3 separate regions of the Mus musculus genome follow, and all the other regions are linked to region 1. Evidence: chromatin loops called from intact Hi-C (ENCODE). Cell type or tissue: left cerebral cortex. All regions are shown on one strand.

What was found. A loop is a pair of places that touch in the nucleus more often than their neighbours do. Peaks named below come from ENCODE experiments on the same cell type or tissue, not always from the same donor. Only the 100,000 strongest peaks of a DNase experiment are listed, where the experiment ranks them.
Region 2: a loop joins it to region 1, with 3 times the contacts of the local background. A loop is called at or near these places in 17 of 42 quality-filtered maps.
Region 3: a loop joins it to region 1, with 1.9 times the contacts of the local background. A loop is called at or near these places in 18 of 42 quality-filtered maps.

What each region holds. Positions count from the first base shown.
Region 1 is chr11:97,306,309-97,314,308 of GRCm38, forward strand. It overlaps Gm31005 (a long non-coding RNA gene), which reads right to left and starts at 4,797. Exons shown (of 4, transcript XR_389002.3): 1 at 4,591-4,797; 2 at 3,528-3,644. In left cerebral cortex, CTCF peaks have their summits at 4,066 (motif pointing left), 5,271 and 7,953 (motif pointing right); DNase peaks (open chromatin) are centred at 3,258, 4,050, 5,185 and 7,975; H3K4me3 peaks cover 1,171 bases; H3K27ac peaks cover 1,699 bases.
Region 2 is chr11:97,194,952-97,202,951 of GRCm38, forward strand. No RefSeq gene overlaps it. Among named protein-coding and RNA genes, the nearest start is that of Kpnb1, 11 kb to the left of the region's middle. In left cerebral cortex, CTCF peaks have their summits at 3,832 (motif pointing right) and 5,452 (motif pointing right); a DNase peak (open chromatin) is centred at 3,845.
Region 3 is chr11:97,267,167-97,275,166 of GRCm38, forward strand. Npepps (aminopeptidase puromycin sensitive) reads right to left here. Exons shown (of 23, transcript NM_008942.3): 2 at 429-513. Among named protein-coding and RNA genes, the nearest start is that of Npepps, 9.4 kb to the right of the region's middle. In left cerebral cortex, CTCF peaks have their summits at 3,032 (motif pointing right) and 6,649 (motif pointing left); no DNase peak of the experiment used is centred here.

The sequences.
Region 1 (8,000 bases):
TTAACCGCTGAGCCATCTCTCCAGCCCTTACTTCTAATTTTTATTTACTAAAATTTATTTGTTTGTTTGGTTGGTTTTTGAGACAGGGTTTCTCTGTGTAGCCCCCTGGTTGTCCTGAAACTCACTTTGTAGACCAGGCTGGCCTCGAACTCAGAAGTCCCCCTGCCTCTGCCTCCCAAGTGCTGGGATTAAAGGTGTGCGCCACCATGCCCGGTCTGCCCGGTGCTTTGATTTTTAACTGTGAGTTGTGTGTGCGTGTGTGTCTGTGTGTGATATGTAATATATGTATGTGCACATGAGTGCAGTGCCCATGGAGGTAAGAAGATGGTGTCAGATCCTCTAGAGCTGGAGTTGCAGGCAGTGGAGAGCCACCTGACCTGGGTGCTGGGAACCAAACTCAGGTCCTCTGCAAGGTTTCAAGTGTTCCTACGGATACATCATTTCTCCAGTACCTGTGTGAATTTTTGTTGTTGTTGTTGTTGAATTTTGAGACAGGATTTCTCTGTATAACAGAGCCCTGGCTGTCCTGGATTTACACTGTAGCCCACTGGCCTCAAGTTCACAGAGATCTGACTGTCTCTACCTCCCAAGTGCTGAGATTAAAGACATACACCACCTGACCAACCTGGTGTGATATTTTGGACATTTGTTTACAATCTTGCCAAATTATCTTGACAGATTAGAACAAAATGCCAAACTAAAGAAGATGAAATTTAACTGGCATAAAATCAAGACATTTATGGCAGGGTTTTTTGTTGTTGTTATTGGTGGTGGTGGTGGTTTTGGGTTTTGCTTTGTTTTTGTTTTTGTTTTTAAATCAGTTGCACAGGAAGGAGCTGGACAAGCTTGACAACATTTTGGGTGAAAAGATTCAGATGTCAACAAACTCAATTCAGTTGCCACTCCAGAATGTAAAGGAGAGAGAGAGAGAGAGAAAGAGAGACAGAGAGAGACAGAGAGGGAGAGAGGGAGAGAGATCACAATCTCGCTGTGCCTTTCGATGACCAGTGAGAAGGCTAGGGTGGTTCCATGCCAGGCTTCAAACTGGCAGTTAAGGGACTAGGCCTAAATCTCCGTTCCCAAGAACTGGGCAATTCCAGGCAAGTCTAGGCCTCAGAAGCTGCCCCACCACCTGGCCTGAGGCAAGGACAATGGGTCAGCAGCAGTTTCCAGACTTCCTCAGCAACAGTTTCCAGACCTCCCCACTCTACACTCCACTGTAATGGAATGTCAGTAGAGATGGAGGCCTTGTCTCAAAAAAATGAATGAGTAGTTGGTCATGGTAGTCATGCCTGTGATCCCAGCAACACTGAAGAAGACACAGGGAAGAAAAATGAAAAATGAAAGATGAATTAAGGAACAAGAAATTCCATTAAAGGGTCAGAGCATAAAGAGGCACAGCAATGCTCGGCCGTGTCCCCAGACTTTGATTTTGTTTTCAGGCCATGAATGAGGTTTAGGGTTCCGGCTTCATGATTTTCTTCTGTCTATGGCTTCCTCGCCGCTCCACCCCATTAGGCAGCCCTTCTGGAAACTCTGAAACTCTTTCTTCCAGATTGGAAAGCTCTGGGAAGGACGTCCTGGCTTGTGCGCAGTGACTCCACTCCCTCTGCCAAAGGATAATGCTAAAATTGACTTTCTTGGAAACCAGTTAACGCCTTTGGGAAGCTCAGCCCTAGTTTAAGAGAGCCTGAAACTTTAAATAATGGGAAGGTAAGAAAATAATTCTCAAGCCAAGCAAAGTGGTGCACACCTTTAATCTCAGAACTCTATGCAGAGGCAGGGGGATCTCTGAATTTGACATCAGCCTTGTCTACAGGCAAGTTCCAAGGACAGGCAGGACTACATAAACCCTACCTTGAAATTACCAAAACAAAACAAAATTAAAAAGAAAAAAAAAAGAAAGAAAAGAAAATACCAAAACCAAAACAACGACAAAAAGAAAAACAAAACAAAAAATTAAGAAAAAAAAAAAGGGAAAAAAGGGCTGGTGAGATGGCTCAGTGGTTAAGAGCACTGACTGCTCTTCCAAAGGTCCTGAGTTCAAATCCCAGCAACCACATGGTGGCTCACAACCATCCGTAACGAAATCTGATGCCCTCTTCTGGAGTGTCTGAAGACAGCTACAGTGCACTTACATATAATAAATAAATAAATTTTTTAAAAAAAGGGAAAAAAGGGGCTGGAGAGATGGCTCGGTGGTTAAGAGCACTGACTGCTCTTCCGAAGGTCCTGAGTTCGAATCCCAGCAACCACATGGTGGCTCACAACCATCCGTAATGAGATCTGACACCCTCTTCTGGTGCTTCTGAAGACAGCTACAGTGTACTTACATATAATAAATAAATCTTAAAAAAAAAAAAGTCCCTATTATTTATTAAAAAAAAAAAAAAAAAAAAAAGGGAAAAAAAGAACATGATTCTTAGCATTCATGGTACAAGAATCCAACCTCCAGTCTCCTAAAATGTCACCTCAGCATGGCAGACTGCCACACCAGTCTTCCTGCATCTAAGTGTTTTTGACAACCTGCCTAGGAGGAATTACATGTCTAGCTCACATTTTACACAGGACAAATAGCAAAATGGACATATTGAGTTGGGAGGCATAAGACAATTGGTTTTCTATTGAATCTACAGAAGTTAATTTGGCAACAGAAGAAAGAACATTTTTATAACGTCCTGAAAGCCAGAATATCAGTATGGTCTGTGAGTAAGTCAGTAAAGGAAAAGAATGTAGTTTAGAGTTGGGTTGGGAGACCTGAGTTATGTGCCTAGATAGGGCCCTGAGTCACTGTGTTATTTCCTGGTCCCATTTTCCCCTCCCCCTTCTTCTGCACAACTTCTTACAACTTCTTTTATATATATATATATATATATATTTTAAATAAAGTTAAGCATGATTGTTTAAAGCAATCTGAAAAATACCAAGTCCTAAATGTAGCAATATAGGAAGGGCTTGTTCGTTTTAAAGCCACTAGTACAAAGTTTAAGTTTGTTGGGGTCCCCCAGATGGGAATTAAATGAGTAGGTAATATGTCTCAGCTTCTCTGGGTGTTTCCTGTCTGAGCTGACACAGCCATGTAGCTAACCCAGAACCCGGGAGAGATACTTGGAGAGATATAACTGAGGAGCACCCAGCTAGGGCAGAGAATGAGTCAGGGCTCAAGGACTCGATACCAACTTCTCCCACTCCTGCCAGGAAAATTCTGGGGTGAGACAGCAAAGGCAGGAGCCAAAGGGGGCGGGCCTGTCAGCTGCCTACCCTGGGGCCTCTCTCTGCCTTGTGGTTTCACCCCGGGCTGCCCTGCGGCTGTAACGTGTCTACTGACACGCAAGCCCTGGACACTCTGTCCCTTCCCCTTTCCCAAACCTTCACTAGTTCAAGAATCTCCAGAAGGGAATGGAGGAGAGAAGAAGAGGGACAGGGAAAGCCAGAGCTAGGCAGATATGTGGCAGCTCAGCAATCACAAGGCGGAATTAAAGAGGGTTTTCACCGGGGCGTGAGTAGGAAGTAGACATTTAACTCACCTCCATGAAAACCAAGATAAAAGACAGAGGAGCAACATGTTTAGGCGCTGTGGTGCTGAGATGTGGCTGAAGGACAAGACGGAACAACCAGCGGCATTGGCGTGCAAAACTGTAAGGCTGAAGAAAATGGCAAAGGACCACACTTCTGTATGGAGGGACTCCAGGCTCCTGCGAGCCCATCTACTGTAACACTAACATTCCCTGTCCGCAGCAAGTCTCAAAACTTTCCTCTAGCACGGAAATAACGCAGTCATCCGTGCTATACAGTCACGGGATACATAACGCTATCACTCCGTGTGAAGTCGAATTTTGCAATCCCCATTTCACCAAACTGTGAAATGGGCCACCGCAGGTTTAAGTAATTTGCTCACAGAATTTGGAAATCATACAGCATGGTCCGCATCAGTCGCCAGAACCCCCCGTTGGAGTCCATCAGACCAAACTGCACTGAATAGAGAGAGCTCTGTGCTTCCCAAAGCAGAGATTTACAAGTCCGGACTTGCTCGGGTTTGGCGATCTAAGATCCCAGCGCAGCCCTGGTACCCTCTAGTGGAAGCTTTCAGCATTAGCGTACATCCATCTGCTGGAGAGCATCTCAAAAGAAGGCGCGCATTTGGTTGCAGGGAGGTGGGGGGTGGGAGGGTGTCTGTTGAGTGTGGGGATGGGGTGCAGGTTAGAGACAGTCAAGCGCCTGACTGACTTGGACTCACACGAGGCCCACTAGAGTCAGCTGGTCCACCCTCCTGGGCCTTTGTTCATTAGGCATAGAAGGAGATCCATATCACTTGGGAATCTGGACTTTTAAGATTCATGAGAAAGCCCCCAACCCCCCCCCCCCTTTTTTTTCTACTGAGGACAGGTTAGTGATCAGAAATGCAAAGTGACTTATCTAAGGCCACAGAACAAGCAGAAGCCAGCGATAGTGGGGCCGTTTCCTTTGTCCCCAAAGAAGAGCTCCCCCCTCCCCTTGTTATTTTTTATTTGCTAATAAGCTGGCTTTATCCATGACTTGAGAGCATATGAAGACATAAAACTTGTAAACAGGAGCAGGGACAGTTTTTACCTTCATCTGCCCACAAGCCATGAACCTTTCCGCTCTTGCGCCTATTACTGCCAAACCCGAAGGCTCTGCCTTTCCAGCCTTCGGACCCTGGGGAGGGAAGGAACTCCCAGACTCAGGAATCCCGTGCCTAAAGCCCTTCAGGGCCTGGCTGGAGTCTCCTCCTCTCTTCCCAGCACTGAGGCTTCGATTTATTTCTCTTTCCCTCTCCCTCCCCCTACAAGTAATCCCTGCGAGTGGAAGTGGGTTAGAAAGAGATTACTCTCGTCCAAGGGCTTTGCCCTCTCCTCCCTAAACACGCTGTGCGCAGGGTGGGGTGGGGTGGGGTGGAGGTAGAGAGTCACAAACAGCCTGAAATTCCCTTTTAGGATGATTGCTTAATTTAGCCAGCTGGGAGAAAGTGGAGCAAGGAGAGGCTAGGGATTAATTCTAGACCTCTCCAGCAGTACGGGCTTCTTTCTGAGCCAGGGTGAAGAAGATCGATCTGTCCCTGAACATGCCTTCGGAATGAGGAATCTAGGGCAAGCACAGAGGCAAAGGCTCAGTCCCCAGCAGCGAAGGAGAGTGGAAAGATAAAGCAGAAAGAAAGGCAGCTTCCAGAAGTTCTGCAGCAGCGCTAACTGAAGGAATCACTCTGAGCCATGGAAACTTCCTGTGTTCCTGTGGCTAAGCGTTAGCCCAGAGGAGAACTGAAGAACTGCGGGTTAGGTTTCCGTGAGGAGCCAGCTCATATCTGGAAATTTCTTGTTTAGGGGCACTGCACCGGGGTGGTCTCTAGATCAAGGTTGTCTCTCTTCTGTGTCCAACACAAGGGCAGCCGCACTTCTCAGCATCCTACCAGGCTCCTTGTAAAAATCTCAAATATCAGCAGGCTTGGAAGCTGGAGCCATAACTAACCAGGGTGGAACGAACGCATTTGATTTTTAATGAATTAATAATTCTGTAATTTTGAGTGTGGAATTACCACCTTTGTATAGATGAGAATCAGGTGTGGCCAAGATGCCCTGTCAAGAACTATCAAATCGGGGGCTGGTGAGATGGCTCAGTGGGTAAGAGCACCCGACTGCTCTTCCAAAGGTCCAAAGTTCAAATCCCAGCAACCACATGGTGGCTCACAACCACCCGTAATGAGATCTGATGCCCTCTTCTGGAGTGTCTGAAGACAGCTACAGTGTACTTACATATAATAAATAAATAAATCTTTAAAAAAAAAAAAAAAAGAACTATCAAATCCCTAAGCACTCGTGAGACCCACGGGGAGTTGGCCTGGGTGACAAAGAAGCCTTCCTAATGTTGTTAGCTAAAATTAGTGGAGCGTATCAGCTAGGAAGTCGCCATTCTTGTTTCCTCTGTGGCACCTGTTTGGATAATTCCCATCTCTTTGTGCTCTTCATATGTCAGGGAAGGACAAATTTCTCAAGCAGTAATTACCTGTAATAATCATCTTATTTATAATCAGATTCTTCCAGCGCTCCGGGGAAATGTTCTTGTCGAAATCAGCTGTGTTCTTCTAGATGTAGGTCACTCAGAGACATTTCAGAACTTCCCATTTAAAAAATAAAACCTGAGCTGGGCTGTGATGGGACACGCTTTTAATCCCAGGAGGCAGAGGCAGGCAGGCCTTCTCTGGGTTTGAGGCCAGCCTGGACTACTTGAGTGAGTTCCAAAACAAGTGAGGACTACACAGAGAAACCCTGCCTCAAAAGAAAACCCCAAAAAGCAAAAAGCAAAATGTATGTGTGTGATGTGTGTGTATATGTATGTTTTATGTGTATGTGATATGTGTATGTGTGTGAGTAACACACACATCATTGTGCAAACATGCCTATGTGCCTATGTCCATGAGTGCTCCTGCAGAGGTCAGAGCAAGACTTCAGAGTCTTTCTTTATTGCTCTCAAAAATATTATCTGTGGTGGCACATGCCTTTAATCCCAGCACTCGGGAGGTAGAGGCAGGTGGAGATCTCTGAGTTCGTAGGCCAGCCTGGTCTTCAAAGTGAGTTCCAGGACAGCCAGGGCTACACAGAGAAACCCTGACTCGAAAAACCAAAAACAAACAAACAAACAAACAAACCAAACAAAACAAAACAAAAAAATTGTCTTGAGACAAGTCTCTTCCTAATCCAAAAGTTTGTCCTTTTGCTTAGACTGGCTGGCCATCAAACTCTCCAGATATCCACTTTTCAGTGTTGACATAGACACAAATTTCAGATACACCCAACTTTCTTTTTTTTTTTTTTTTCTTTTTTTTTTTAAGATTTATTTATTTATTTATTATATGTAAGTACACTGTAGCTGTCTTCAGACACTCCAGAAGAGGGCATCAGATCTTGTTATGGATGGTTGTGAGCCACCATGTGGTTGCTGGGATTTGAACTCCGGACCTTTGGAAGAGCAGTCGGGTGCTCTTACCCACTGAGCCATCTCACCAGCCCTTTTTTTTTTTTTTTTTTTTTTTTATTTATTTATTTTTTTTTATTTATTTTTTACACACCCAACTTTCATATAGCTATATATTTAATTTAATATGTATGGTTTTCGTGCATATATGCCTGTATGCATAGTGCATACTAGGTGCATTCCTAGTGGCTGCAGAGGTCAGAGGAGGGCATCAGATCCCCTGGAGCTCCAGTTATAATGTGAGTGAGCCTCCAATGGAGAGGAGAGACAGAGGGGAGGGGGAAGAGAAAGAGGGCTTGGCTTGCGGGGGTGGGGGGGAGCCAAAATGTCTGGATTATTATATAATGAAGAGCCTCTGAGTGATAGGAAGTCCAGCCCCTGGGCTGGAAATTTCAGCATAGAGGGTAGGACATGCCAGCCATGCCCTGTAACAGGTAAGGACTAAGGGATGCTGGGAGAACCTGGAGCCCAGGTCTGCTTTGGCATATTAAATATCCAACTTAGCCTCTTGTCGTGAGTCTGAACCCCCCCCCAATATATATATATATATATATGTGTGTGTGTGTGTGTGTGTGTTGTATGTTTGTGTGTATACATATACATACATGTACACACACACACCCTGCTGCTAACAAGGACTCCTATTCTTTAGGTTCAATTTAAAAGTCTTACTAGGCCGGGCGTGGTGGTGCACACCTTCAATCCCAGCACTCAGGAGGCAGAGGCAGGCAGATTTCTGAGTTCGAGGCCAACCTGGTCTACAAAGTGAGTTCCAGGACAGCCAGGTCTATACAGAGAAACCCTGTCTGGAAAAAACAAAACAAAACAAACAAACAAACAAAAGTCTCACTAGGAAAAATGGGAAAGAAAAGTCTGCCTTATAGGATTTCCTTTTCACTGTTGTTTAAGAGATTTTTAAATGTGTGTGGATGCTTAGCTGCCTATCTTTATGTGTACCATGTGTGTAATGCCCTCAAAGTCCAGAAGAGGGCATCAGATCCCCTAGAATTGGA
Region 2 (8,000 bases), 110 kb before region 1:
AGCATCAGCAAAGGCACCGTGCTTCCTGGTTTCCAGATGGAAGATCACGGAGAGACCTGCCAGAGATCCTCTCCTGGCTAGACGTCCTGACGATCATAACCTGCCATCGTATATAGTAACTAAACATCGACTCAGTTAAGCAAACACATTTACAGACTTACGAAATTGAAACACAGAACCTCTTACACCCTATTCTAGGCATTGTTTCTCAGGAGCCAGTTGGGAGACAGGACACTTTAAACTAGCTAGTAAAGCAAGACAGAAAGGCAGCCAGACACGGTGTCTCATCCGTGAACAACAGCATTAGGGAGGCAGGACTGGGATTATCAGCCTGAACTGCCCCGGGTTACATAGTAGCTTAGGTTACGAAGTGAGACCCTTGGGAACAAAAGCAAAACCAAGAGTTAAAAGAGGTGTGGTCTAGGGTCAGAATACAGGTCTCCAAGACAACAATGAAGGAAAATCCCCAGGGTAATAACTCACCAGGCAGAAGGTCTGGAGAGCGAGTCAGGACAGAAGTGATGCACCCAAGCCGGGACAGCTCATCAGGGAAAGGTGCTTGCTGCTCAGTCAGTCTGGGTTCAATCCCTGGAACCCTCACAGAGGAAAGAAAGAACCAGTTTCCTCAAGTTTGTTCCTTGGTGCCCACAAACACACGAGTAAATTTAATAATAAAAAGATATAACATGGCTATTAGAAGAACACACTTAACAGTGAATGAGAGAACAGAGCATTGCAAGCTTTGAGTTTCTTTCTTTCTTTCTTTCTTTCTTTCTTTCTTTCTTTCTTTCTTTCTTTCTTTCTTTTTTTGAGACAGGGTTTCTCTGTGTAGCTCTGGGTATCCTGGAACTCACTCTGTAGACCAGGCTGGCCTCGAAACTCAGAAATCCACCTGTCTCTGCCTCCCAAGTGCTGGGATTACAGGCATGCGCCACCACTGCTAGCAGCTGAGTTTCTTTATGACTCTATACTAGTATATTAAAAACTGGCAACGAGCTTTTGGACCTTGGCTCCAGGATGAGCCCCCGAAGAAGAAGAAGAAGAAGAGAAGAAGAAGAAGAAGAAGAAGAAGAAGAAGAAGAAGAAGAAGAAGAAGAAGAAGAAGAAGAAGAAGAAGAAGAAGAAGAAGAAGAGGAAGAGGAGGAGGAGGAGGAAGTAGAAGAAGAAGAAGAAGAAGAAGAAGAAGAAGAAGAAGAAGAAGAAGAAGAAGAAGAAGAAGAAGAAGAAGAAGAGGAAGAGGAGGAGGAGGAGGAAGTAGAAGAAGAAGAAGAAGAAGAAGAAGAAGAAGAAGAAGAAGAAGAAGAAGAAGAAGAAGAAGAAGAAGAAAAGCTGCGTTACTTCCCAAGCTCTGCCATTCATAGCAAGGTAGTCAGGAATCGATCTCGTGAAGCCCGAAAGGGCACTGCCCCATGACCTCCCCCAGAGCCTGTATAGAGGTGGTTTCATAAGAGCAGAAGGAAAAATACAGTAGAAGATATACTGTATGTTTAAAAAAAAAATAACAAAGAGCCAGGTCTGGTGGCAAGAAATTCTAATCTTAGCACTTGGGAGGCAGAGGCAGGAGGATTTCTGTGAATTCAAGGCCAACCTGGTTTACATAGCAAGCTCCAGACCAATGAAGACTTTATAGTGAGATCCTGTCTCAAACAAACAGACAAAACCTAACAAAGAAACAACATAGTCAGAGACTAGGCTGTCCAGCCGTGCGTAACTTGTTCAGCGACAACCATGAAAACAGTCTGCTGACCTGCGCCTTGGCAGGAGTGCTCCCGCCCCCTGCAGCGCGAATGTCTGCTTCACCTCCAGTTGTGCTGACTGTTCCAGCCGGCAGTTCTCTTTGTCTCGTGTATCCTGGGTTTCTCTTCACTGACCGGGATTCATTTAGTGAATTAACACATTCAACACTTAGACTAAACTGTCAATAAGTCTAGTGTGGTGGCACTTGGGGAGGCTGAGGCAACAAGGTCAGGAACTGCCTGGGCGGGCGACATATCTCAAACATAGAAAAAAGCAGACTGAAAGTGCTAGCATGTGCCTGTGACCCGACCCGCGTTAAGCTCAGGCAGCAGAGAGCCGAGTGTGAGGCCTGCCCCGTGTTCAACACAGGAAGGACACGGCCCACTAGGCTACACAGTGAGACCCTGTCTCAAAAAAAGGGGGAAAAATGTGAGCTGGAGAGATTGCTCAGTGGCAAAGAGGACGAGGACGTACTGCTCCTGTAGATGGGCAGAGTTTAGTTCAGAGTCTTGTAATTCCTGCTCCAGGAAATAACGCCATCTTCTGTTCTCCTCAGGCACCTGCACCCTCCTGTACATACATACACGTAGCATACTTGTTAAGACCCTAAGTTAACCCTCAATAATACAAAAAAGGCGCTGTGTAGGTCAAAGGGGGTGGGGGTGGGGGGATGCAAGTTTGCAGCCTCTATGCTGTGTAGGGCTTTTCCACAGTCAGGGGCCAGGGGCTGGGGCACCTGGGTCTTCTTCTTTTTCCTCAGAGCTGGGAAGAAGCTGCAGAAACAGGGCCTGCAGATGTCAGCATCCATAGATGAACAATGAAATGGCCCAGAGTGAACACTAAGTTCTACACAGTAGAGTAGAGGCTCTAGGGGCTGGTGAGATGGTTCAGTGGGTAAGAGCACCGACTGCTCTTCCAAAGGTACTGAGTTCAAATCCCAGCAACCACATGGTGGCTCACAACCACTCATAATGAGATCTGACGCCCTCTTCTGGTGCGTTTGAAGACAGCGACAGTGAACTTATACTAATAAATAAACCTTTGGCCGGAGCAAGTGGGGTTGACTAGAGCAAGCAGAGGTCCTAAGTTCAATCCCCAACAATCACACGAAGGCTCACAACCATCTGTACAACTAAAGTGTACTCATATACATAAAATAAATAAATCTTTAAAAAAAAAAAAAGAATAGAGGCTCTAGTCTTAAAGCAACCTAAGTCCCAGATCTCTCAGACTTGCCCGGTTAAATGTACTTTTGAGCCATTCTAAGAGTCGACTCACAAAACATTGTCTTTTCCTTAAGATGTCACAAAAGTACTAACGGGAAGGAAGCTTTTTCAGAGGCTGCCTGGACAGGGGACGGGGCAGTTTGGAGGACTAGAACACTTTGGGATAATGGCAGCATGTGTGAGCCGGTAGGTCTTCGGAACACGCTTTGGCTGGAAGAAACCAGGAAGACGGTGGACTCTGGTGGGTCCGCCCCACCGGGTTATGGAAGACGAGGAAAGCTGAGCTTTTCTGGAAGCCAGGTTGCAGAACCGTACTTGAAAAATGCACATGGCCATAAATGGTTGGATCCTGCTCAGAGCAGCTGAGCTCACCCCCTGGGCTTCCGGACCTCACACTGGAAGTTTTCAAGTGAACTGTTTCCAGCCTTACCATCAGATCCCCGGAGGAGCAGCAGGTCATTAGAGCTTCCCATTAGCAGGAGATGTGGACCCCTGGGTGCCACTCCTTTAGATTGCAACGTCACTACTAGTGACTACGGTAGTACTGTTGCTAGAATGCAGTATTATTATTATTATTATTATTATTATTATTATTATTATTATTATTAAGATTTATTTATTTAATGTATATGAGCATCCTGTTGCTGACACACTAGAAGAGAGCATCAGATCTAATTACAGATGGTTGTGAGCCACCATGTGCTTGCTGGGAATTGAACTCATGACCTCTGGAAGAGCAGACAGTGCTCTTAACCACTGAGCCATCTCTCCAGCCCCTAGAGTGCACTATTTTTCAATGAAAAAATTATTTTATTATTTTCCGTGTATGGGCGTTTCACCTGCATGTAGTCTGTACCATGTACACGCAGTACCCCTAGCGGCCAGAAGAGGGCACTGAATTCCCTGAACTGGAGTTTTGCCTGCTTGGAAGCCGCAGTTGGGTGCTAGGAAGCAAACCCTTCCTTCCTGTTTGGAAAATCTTTCAGGTCTTGATTTAACATCACATCCTCAAAATGACTTTTCCTGAGCATTCAGAATCCCCAGTGATGCTCTCAATTGTATGGCATCCAGTGCTTCCCATTCCAAATGGTTAGTGGCGGGGACCAGCGGCAGAACTATTACCTAGCAAAGCCCTAACCCTGCAGGAGAAGAGCACTCACTTGCTGCCCTTTGTCCATGCTAACTCCTCAGCCTCAGGCAGACAGAGGCCACGTCTGCCATGTCTGACATTCTTCTTTAGTGAGTGAAAGCTCAGAGGAGTCGCTGTCTGTTGTCTATACCCCAGGGCTAGGAACTAAGACATCCCAGGCTGGGATTTGAACACCACAGTCCACTTGGGACAGGGGCTTTTCTGACACAATTTCAATGACCATGATATTTAAATGTTTTTTAAATTTATGCATGTGTGGCCCACATGTGCATTCCAGTGCGTGCATGCCTGTGTGCGTATGCACATCTGTGTATTTATGTGTGCCGTATGCATGACAAGGACATTGGGTCCCCTGGAAATAGAGTTGCTGATAGTTCATTCCTATGGGTGTGTACTGGAAACTGAACCTACACAGGACCTCTACAAGCGCAGTATGTGTGCTTTTGGCTGCTGAACTCTTTCTTCAGCCTCTGCGTCAATAACCAGTACTTCCCGTATAGACCAGTCTGGCCCTAAACTCACGGAGATCCACTTGCCTCCATCTCCAAGTGCTAGGATTAAGTGAGGTCTTTTAATCAGTGACTAAAAGGTACATCAGCCACAGCAACTGTCGCGCTGTGAGATTGCACAATGCCATCCTGTCATAGCAACTGGGAAAGGCCAGTGTCATTTGCACTAGATTCCTCCTTCTGTAATACTCACATGCCAGCAAGAAACTGTGATCAGCACACATAAGGCATGGTCGAGGATGGACCACAAATGGCAACTACCCACCTTGCCAGGAGTAGTGGTCTATGCTTTTAATCTCAGCACTCAGGAGGCAGTGGCATGTCCTAGCTATCCATGAGTTCAAGGCCAGCCTGGTCTACACCAAGCTAGTCAGAACTACACAGTGAGACCTTGTCAAAAAAACAAAACAAAACAAAACAAAACAAAAAACCCTTCCCACATTATACCTATCTGAGGTCCTTCCTGTGCCGTGTTCCCCTCATCCCCATCTCTCACGATGAAACTAAGCTCAGGAAGTTGCACCTGACTACAGCTATAGCTTGGCACCGGCATGTTGGTTTTCTGAATTGTTGGGGGAAGGTAATCACTGGATTAATGAAGCCTAAGCACAACTCAGGCTGTGATGTCCCACATTCGGCAAGTGAGCATGAGCTTCTGGGAGCTGCAGTCTCTGCAGTCTAGGATTCTGCAGGCTGTGGTCCTTTTCTTAGCTGGCTGTATCGCTCCCTGCAGAATCTTTGTAAAACACATCCCTACTAGCTTTCTTTTATTTATGTATTTATGTATTTATTTATTTATTACATGTAAGTACACTGTAGCTGTCTTCAGAGACACCAGAAGAGGGCGTCAGATCTCGTTACAGATGGTTGTGAGCCACCATGTGGTTTCTGGGATTTGAATTCTGGACCTTCGGAAGAGCAGTCGGGTGCTCTTACCCACTGAGCCATCTCACCAGCCCCCCCTACATAGCTTTCTAATCCGGTTAATGTTGATTTGAGCCAGAAGTTGTAGTTGAGGATGCTGTTGACAGGGGGGAAGTAGGGAGGTAAGAGTGGGAGTGGTCAGTCTGCACTGTGTGAAATTGTCTAAAAACCAATTTGGATAAATAGAACTGCACACTCAGGCAGCATTAGAAGAGCTGGTCTCAGTTACAGTACAGTTGACATCTCCAATGACAAGGACTCTGACAGGAACCACTTAGAACCAACGAAGCAAGATGCATTCCACCTCACTTGTCACAGGTAGGAGTTACACCAAACTGACACCTAACAGGAAGACGGCTGGCTGCAATACAGGACCAGCGACTCTAGCAGAGGCAGTGCGCTTCTCCAGATGTGACTGCCAAGCACACCATTATGGGCAGCATGTGAAGAGCTGGGGACATCAACGATGGCCAGGCTGTGGCATACCAGAGTGCACAGGGGACAGGAAAAGGGGGCACAGCCTATCTCTATCCCTACAAACACTTGAAACGTTTAAACTAGTGTGGACAGAATAATCAGGATGGGTGTGAGGTGCCTGCCCAGGATCCTGGGACTTGAGAGGAAGACCCAAAAGAATAAGGAGTTCTAGGCTTGTCTGGCTGGTCTTGCCTACATAAGTACCTGTTCTAAAAAAAAGAAGGAGGAAGAGAGCGAAGGAAGGGAGGGAGGAAGGGAGGAAGGGAAAAAGAAGAAAAAGAAAGACAAAGGGCTGGAAGACTATCTTCTAAATTTACCTGTTAAACAAGGCTATTCCATGAACACCTTTAATCCCAGCACTTGGGAGGCAGAGGCAGACAAATCTAGTTCCAGGATAGCCAGGGTTACACAGAGAAAACATGTCTCAAAGGGGAAAAAAAACCTCAAACAGCCCAAAACTGTTCCTGAGAGATGAGCTTATTAAAAAAATTCTCCCTCAGGCTGGAGAGATGGCTCAGCAGTTAAGAGCACTGATTGCTCTTCCAGAGGTCCTGAGTTCAATTCCCAGCAGCCACATGGTGGCTCACAAACATCTGTAATGGGATCTGATGCCCTCTTGTGTGTCTGAAGACAGCTACAGTGTACTCACATATATAAAATAAATAAAACTTTAAAAAGAAAAAGAAATTCTCCCTCTGTCCCTCCCTCCCTCCTTCCCTCCTTCCTTCCCTTCTAGTCTCTGAGATTGCACCCAAATCTTTTTGCATGCTAGGCAAGTACTTTACCACTGAGCTATATCTCCACTCTCATTCCCTCTTTCTGAGAAAAAGTATATAGCTCAGTCTAGCCTGAAACAGAGACTTGTTCTGCCGCTATATTCCCAGTCTAGAGTGCACTGCCGTGCTCAGTGCCCCACCCCCACCCCTTTTTTGGAAGCGGAGTCTTGGATCCCACAAGGTTGAAGCTGAAGTTTTAATCTTCTCCACCGCCCTTCAGTGTGCTGGGATTTAAGCATGTGCCAACACACCATTTATGGGGTATTAGGGATTGAATTCAAGACTTTGTGCAAAATAGGCAAGCACTCTACCAATGAGCCACACATCCCCCAACCTTTCCATGCCTCGAACTCCCCATTTCCCCCAACCCATACTCCCTAGCCTGTTGTTTGAGATGCAGTGTAGAGCTCAGGCCGTTCTAAAACTCTTGGGTCAAGTAATTCTCCTGCTGAAATCTCCTATATATGATGTCACACCTGGTTTCCTGCCACCCCCAAAATTAGGAAAATAAAATAAACATATATCATTATTATTTATACAGTAGATTGAACCCAGAACTTTTTCATGCTAAGCCAATTCTCTACCACCAAGCCCTGTCTCACAGTTCAAACATAAAATAGTTTTGAATGGGCAGCTGTTCTTATAATATAATGTTCCCAGATGAATTGTTAAAGAAACGAGGGAAAGAAAAACAGTTATGGGTCTGGAGAGACGGCTCAGTGGGTAAGAGCACCCGACTGCTCTTCCGAAGGTCCGAAGTTCAAATCCCAGCAACCACATGGTGGCTCACAACCATCCGTAACGAGATCTGACGCCCTCTTCTGGAGTGTCTGAAGACAGCTACAGTGTACTTACATATAATAAATAAATAAATAAATCTAAAAAAAAAAAATAATAATAATAAAAAAAAAGAGGTCCTGAGTTCAAATCCTAGTAACCGCATGGTGGCTCATAACCATCTGTAATGGAGCCCAACAACCTCTTCTGGTGTGTCTGAAAACAGCAACAGTGTACTCATATACATACAATAAATAAATATATCTTTAAAAAAGAAAAACAGTTGTGGAACAATTTTCTATCATACATCAAAAGTACACTTAGAGATATCAGGTAGACTAAAGGGTGTCCAGTCGGTCAATCCCTTGGAGCCAGGCAGTAGTGGTCCAGGCATTTAATCCCTGTACTCTGGAGGGAGGCAGGT
Region 3 (8,000 bases), 39 kb before region 1:
GAAATTCTGAACCTCAAAACTATTGTAACCTTACTGAAACTACACATCCACACCACCCCTTACCAAACCGTCTACACTAGTTCTCACTTAAAGATGCTCATAGGACTTCCACAAGAAAAACATCATGGCTCTTTTAACACCCTCATGACTAACACCATCATGCAACTTCTAACCTTAACACTTGGGCTCATCAAGTATTTTTCCCAATTATAAGCAAGACTTACTATCTCAAGGTTCAAGGTGGTGAGGTCTTTTTAAGAAGAATACAGTCCTCTTGCCTCAGCCTCACAAATCGTGGGATTACAGGAATGTATCAGCGTGCCCAGCACATTTTAAAGCAGGCAGTATAGAAGTTTCAGACTGAAAGTCTAAGTCAGTCCGGCTCTATCTGTCTCTCACATACCAAATTAAAATGGAACAGTTCTTACCTTCATCTCCTTCTGGGGCATATGAAGCTGTAATAATGTCAATATCAGCACAATTCATCACAATTTGATTGGTTGCCTGCCTTACCTAAGAAAAGAAAGACCAATTATTATCAGAAATAGTACAAAATATGTTCACCTTCAACCTGGGCTAATGTTTCATGCACTTTTTTTAAACCTTGATTAATTATTTATACAATGGTAAAAATAAATGAGTTATTTCAATACTTCAAAGCAACTCATATTTTCTAAATTAGATTAAAAGCAATAATACATGTTTACAGTTTTCATACTATTTATCAATATATAAAATCTTCTCTACTTAAGTCTTTATATAAAAATTTTCATTTTATATTGGGGAGTAGACAGATAGCCTGGCCACTAAGTGCAGAAGGGTGGAGTTCAGTTCCCAACATCCCATCCACACCCAGGAAGCTCACATTCGTCAATAACCTCAGCTCCTGGGGGAATCTGTCTCTGGCCTCTGTGGACATGTATGGGTATGCACCTGCACACATACACACACACACACCCCACACACAAAATAAAAATCAAAATAAAATAAAATATAAAAAAGAATGCTTTTTAATGGCTGGAAAAATGGCTCAGTGCTTAAGAGGCACTGACTGCTCTTCCAAAGGACCTGAGTTCAATTTCCAGCAACCACATGGTGGCTCACGACCATCTACCTGCAATGGGATCCAATGTCCTCTTCTGGTGTGTCTGAAGACAGCAACAGTGTACCCATATTCATAAAATAGATGCTTTTAAAAATGCTTTTAAAAACTTCACAACTTAGCATAAAATCTCCTGTACCACCTAGGAATCCTTTGTCCAGTGCATGTAGACAATATATTCTACTTACAACTAGTCAGATAGAAATCCAAGTTATGAGATTAACTGCAGAGATGTACAAGTTCGCATGTCCCAGTAATACTTATTTTATATCCTTAACAAATGACACAAAGATACAAAAATAACATAAAGCAGAGATTAAAACATTAATGATGGAAGAACTAGCTGGGCATGGTGGCACATGCCTTTAATCCCTCCTGCACTCAGGAGGCAGAAGTTGTTCAAGGCCAGCCTGGTCTACAGAATGAGTTCTAGGACAGCCAGGCTACACAGAGAAACCCTGACTCAAAGAAAAGAAAAAATAAGGATGGGGTGGAGGTCGGGGGTGGGGGAAGAAGAATAGAGTAGTTCTTTTTACTGTTGGCAAGATACAAAGGAGAGAGCAAATATGCCCTCATATTTCAGGTATCCACTAGAGGTGTTGGATTTCATCTCCTCAGGAAAACAGGGGCCTACAGAGTAAATATAATGAAATTGCATTTTCTAGAGATAACTACCAACTTAATGCTATGGTCTATCTTTCCTGTATTTGTTCAAACACACAAAGATCTGCAAACTGTTCTTTACATTTTACACAATAATTTCAAGGGTATATATAACTTTCCCAACTAACTTTATTAATTTAACATTGTGTTTTCTGGAAATGGGTTAATGTGATAGATGCAGACCTAACTTACTTATATCAAATGTTATTCACATAGATTTCCTTGTTTATTTTAAAGTCATGATGTCACCATACAGCCTTTGGTATCCTGGAACTCATTACGTAGACCAGGCTGTCCTAGAACTCACAGAAATTCACCTGCTTCAGCCTCCATTGAGATTAAAGGTATACACTGCCACACCTGGCATGATCTTATTAATCTGAACTCCTTTAAAATGTTCCACCCTATAAATAAAGCAGTTATTTATCCAGACTCTTCCTAAAGAAGTTTATTTCCATGTTTAAACCATTGTTCTGTTGCTTGTTTGTATTGCATATAAACAAAACAGTACTACAATAAACATCTTGGTCTAGTGTCTTCTTCTACACATGCACATTTTTTTTTCAGAGAAAGAACCAAAAATGGTAGTCTTTCTGGACTGGAGGATATATATCTCAACAATACCAATACTTTGACAAATTTCCTCCAGAGTGACTCCAACTGACATTCCACTGTACAAAAAAACAAATTCAGTATTTTCTGAACCACTTTAAAATGTCTTAACAAATGAATAGGGCAATGGTGGCACACGCCTTTAGCCCCAGCACTTGGGAAGCAGGTGGATTTCTGAGTTCAAGCCCAGCCTGTTTTATAGAGTGAGTTCTAGGACAGCCAGGGCTACACAAAGAAACCCTGTCTCAAAAAAAAAAAAAAAAAAAAAAAAATCAAAAAAACAAAACAAAAAACAAAACAAAAAAAACCAACCAAACAAACAAACCAAAAAAAACCTAAATTATTTTTTTAAAAAAAGTCTAACAATCTGATGAATATTAAATGTCATTCGATGGTTTAAATTATAATCTCCTGAGTTACTAACACTGATTATTAATCATCTTGTGTTTTCCCCTAAGTGTTTGTTAAAAAGTTTTTTTAAAGATTTATGTATCGATTTTATGTATATGAATACACTGTTCCTGTACAGATAGTTATGATCCATCATGTGGTTGCTGGGAACTGAACTCAGGACCTCTGCTACTCAGCCCCACTCACTCCAGCCCTCCTAAGATTTATTATTATATGTAAGTACACCGTAGCTGTCTTCAGCTACACCAGAAGAGGGCATCAGATCTCATTATGGATGGCTGTGAGCCACCATGTGGTTGCTGGGATTTTAACTCAGGACCTCTGGAAGAGCAGTCAGTGACCATCTCACCAGCCCCTAAACTCTTATTCCTTAAGATCATACAAGGCCCTTTGTTCAAGATCCAAAACACACACACACACACACACACACACACACTTACTTTTTAAAAAACTTCTTACAAATCTTCCTGTTTCAAAACAAAAATGTCATCTAAGTTAATTTTTTTAAAAGTGGCAATATTAATGGAATTCCCATTGTATTTTATCGGAACATACCAATCAGTTCCCAAAACCTTTATGCCCAACTGGTTATGGACAATAAACCTTTTGCCTACTCACAAACTCAATTTAAAAAGGAGGGTGGGAGCCAGGAACAGTAGGCCATACCTGAATTCCAGCCAGCACTCAGAAGACAGATAGACTTTGAGTTCAAGACCTACCAGGGTCACATAACAATACCTTGTCTTAAAAGTTCAAACTGTGGCAAAAGATGGCTCTGTTGGTAGGTTCCTGCTGTCAACCCTAACAAACTGAATCTGATCCCCAGGACCTCTATATACACCATGCCATCCCCAGATCCTCACTAACAAATAAGGAATGGAATGTTTTTTTACAAAATGAAATACAGAAGAAAGAAAGCACGTAACTGGAGATTTGCTCCAAAGAGATATGAGTATTTTTCAAAGTATGAAACTTATGCCAACAAAACAACTGGTTTAGTTGCTGACCTTAATCCTCATCTAGGCAACCATTTGTCATCTATCAACACATACAGTCAATTTTCATGGCAGCCAAGCATTTATCAATGTCAACATACCCGAACCACATTACATTTGCAAATCACATTTAGCTAATTACTACCATAACCACCAAGGTGCTTAAAATGTTTACTTTAGAAAGCACTGTATACAACATCAAATTACCAGTATTTTTTTTCATTCCTCCTATGTTTAGGGAAAATACACCTGTTTATACTAATAAATCAAGCTATTTATACTTAACAGCTTCTTTCTCTTTTCAAGATACTGACATTTTTAGAAGAGTAAAAGAAGTCAGAGGAACAAAAATATGTACCTCAAAAATAGACCTCCACTAAACCTTTTAAATAGTCAGTATTTTTTGCACCTTATTAGAACTGCATTTTAAAAGGCAACCAAACACGGGGATAATCTGTAGAAAGTGGCTGAGTTAGCATTTACTGCCTGGTAAGTAGTAATCACTTAAAAGATATGGTGTAGGGCTGGTGAGATGGCTCAGTGGTTTACAACACTGACTGCTCTTCGAAGGTCCTGAGTTCCGTGCAGTGGTGGCGCACGCCTTTAATCCCAGCACTCGGGAGGCAGAGACAGGTGGATTTCTGAGTTTGAGGCCAGCCTGGTCTACAAAGTGAGTTCCAGGACAGCCAAGACTATACAGAGAAACCCTGACTCGAAAAAACAAAAAACAAACAAAAAAAAAAGCATTTGTTGTTCTTGAGAGGACCTGGTTTGGGTTCCAAGAATCCACCACCATTCATAACTCTAGTTCCAGAAGATCTGAGGTCCTCTCTTGACCTCCATGGGCACCAGGCATACATGTGGTGCACATATACATACACATGCAGTAAGAATACTCATACAGGGCTGGTGAGATGGCTCAGTGGTTAAGAGCACTGACTGCTCTTTCAGAGGTCCTGAGTTCAATTCCCAGCAACCACATGGTGGCTCACAACCATCCGTAACGAAATCTGATGCCATCTTCTGGAGTTTCTGAAGACAGCAACAGTGTAAATATAATAAATAAATAAATATTTTTTAAAAATTAAAAAAATACTCATACACATAAAATAAATAAGTCAAAATAATAAAAATAAGAAACAGGTATTAATTCAAATAAGTTTCCACTAAAACTGTCAATTTCGGGACTGGTGAGATGGCTCAGTGGGTAAGAGCACCCGACTGTTCTTCCGAAGGTTCAGAGTTCAAATCCCAGCAACCACATGGTAGCTCACAACCATCTGTAACAAGATCTGACACCCTCTTCTGGAGTGTCTGAAGACAGCTACAGTGTACTTACATATAATAAATAAATAAATCTTTAAAAAAAAAAACCTGTCAATTTCTAAGTTTAAAAAATGAAATGTAGCCGGGCGTGGTGGCGCACGCCTTTAATCCCAGCACTCGGGAGGCAGAGGCAGGTGGATTTCTGAGTTCGAGACCAGCCTGGTCTACAAAGTGAGCTCCAGGACAGCCAGGACTATACAGAGAAACCCTGTCTCGAAAAACAAAACAAAACAAAACAAAACAAAAAAAAAACCACAACTGTATACATTATTAAAAAAAAAAAAAAAAAGAAATGTGTCAGGTAGTGGTGGCACGTGCCTTCGATCCCAGCACTGTGGAGGCAGAGGCAGTCAAATCTCTGCTGAGTTCAAGACCAGCCTGGTCTACAAAGCAGGTTCCAGGACAGCCAGGGGGTTGTTGGAGGTTCGGAGGGGGAGTCAACAACAAGTGAAATGCTTAAGTTGGCCTATCAATTGTGTTGATAATTAACTAATTTTCAATTCTTCTATGCCATAGAAAGAGTAGAATGTCATTTCTTTGTTTCAGTTCTAGGATTAAGTCTTTGGACTTCTATACAGACTGTACTTCAAATGAAATTCATAAAAATGGCTGTACTAAAGTGGCAACATGGACCTTGGAAACAATTCTACAATCTTCTACAATGGAAGATTCCCAGGCACTGCAGAGGTAGGGAGCCCAATGAGCCTTCTCTGCAATGAAGTGACGGGCTACATCACCAGGCCTTGCTGTGCTAGAAGGATGACATCATACTGTGTTGTAACCACATGCATAATATGTCTTGCATTTACTACAGTAAGACTCAATATTTTTTTCCTGATTGCCTGATAAATTAAAAAATAAAAAATGTAAGTGCTGTAACTACATTCGCAATCATTTGGAAGCTGAATACTTTCCCTAACGAGTGACTCCACTGTTAAAACTTTGCAGTGGTTGTTGCGCTGGTGGAGCAGAACTGTAATTTCTCAAGTCAATGGGAAGCAAACAATCAGTCACTGGGACTGAGCTAAATCTTCTTACAAGCGATGCTGGAAAGAGCAAGTCCAAGGAAAAACCAAGGGAGTACTTTCTCTGTGTGTGTCTCTCTCTCTTTTTTTAAAAATAGTTTCTCTGTGTCGCCTTGACTGTCCTGGAACTCACTCTGAAGACCAGGCTAGCTTTGGACTCACAGAGGTCTGCCTGACTCTGCCCACCCCCCACCCCACCCCCCACCCCACCCCCACCCCCACCAAGTGCTGAGTTTAAAGGCATACCCCACCATTGCCTGGCATCTTTTAAAAAAAAAAAAAAAAAAAGACAGTTTGTTTTTGTGGCTTTTTGTGGCTTAGGCTGGCCTCAAACTTACTATGGTAACCCAGGGACTGGAACTTAAGATCCTGACTCAGGCTGTGGAGATGGCTTAGCGGGTAAGAACATTGACTGCTCTTCCAAGGGCCCTGAGTTAAAACCCAGCAACCACATGACGGTGGCTCACAACCACCCATAATGAGATCTGACGCCCTCTTCTGGCCTGTCTAAAGAGTGCAACCGTGTACTTATGTATTATAAATAAATAAATCTTTGGGCCAGAGAGAGCAGAGCTGACCAGAGCGAGCAGAGGTCCTAAATTCAATTCCCAACAACCACATGAAGGTTCACAACCATCTATCTGTACAGCTACAGTGTACTCACATACATAAAACAAATAAATAAATAAATCTTTTAAAAAAAAAAAAAAAAAAAACGAGGCCAGGTTAATCCTAGCACTCGGGAGGCAGAGGCAGGCGGATTTCTGAGTTCAAGGCCAGCCTGATCTACAAAGGGAGTTCCAGGGCAGTTAGGGCTTTACAGAGAAATCCTGTCTCGAAAAACCAAAAAAAAAAATTTTTTTTTTAAATAAATAAATAAACCACCTGACTCTACCTTCAAAGAGTTAGGACTATATGCATGCACCTCCATCTATCTATCTATCTATTAATCTATCAATCAAAGCCTTGCTGGGCATGGTGGCATATCCTTACTCCCAACACATGAGAGGCAGAGACAGGCACCTCAGAATAAATAAAGAATTTAAATACACAGATTACTGACATGTGTACTCTGTGACTACTTATAAACAGGATGAAGTTAAAACTGTACTATGCCGCATTCTGCACTTATCTCTAGGTGGGTAACAGGAGTTACCTTTGAGCATAGTAAAACAGGAAAATGAATTTCCGTGGTATTCGTTATTATTCTCCCCTTCCCCCCATTTTGAGACAGGGTCTCTCTATGTAGCTCTAGCTATCCTGGAACTTTTCTAAGTGGACCAGGATAGCAGTGAGTTCAGAGATCTGCCTGCCTCTGCCTCCCAAATGCTGGGATTAGAGGTGTATACCAATACCCAGCCTTCCCCCACCCCCCAAGAGTGTGGAGGTTAAGGGGAGCAGGTTTCATGTAGACTAGAAATTCACTAAGCACAGAAAAACAACATTAAACTTCTGATCTCCCCCCCCCCCTTTACCTTCCAAGCACGGAGATTACACTACCCCAGGGTGCTAGGACTCTGTGTGTGCTAGAAAGGTTCTCATCAACTGAGTTGCAACTCCAGCATCTATCTGTGACTTTTTCCAAAAAATAGTATAAACAGTCTAAAGCAATGAGGCAATATACTAAATCTAGGTAAGTCGTTTCTGTATTTCTAAAACATTTCCCGGTTCAAAATAAAAATAAAATCAGATTACAAATGACCAAATAAAACAAAAACTACAGGTTCAAAAGGTGTTCAAAAGTAAATCTCGGGCTGGTGAGATGGCTCAGTGGGTAAGAGCATCCGACTGCTCTTCTGAAGGTCCGAAGTTCAAAGCCCAGCAACCACATGGTGGCTCACAACCACCCATAATGAGATCTGACTC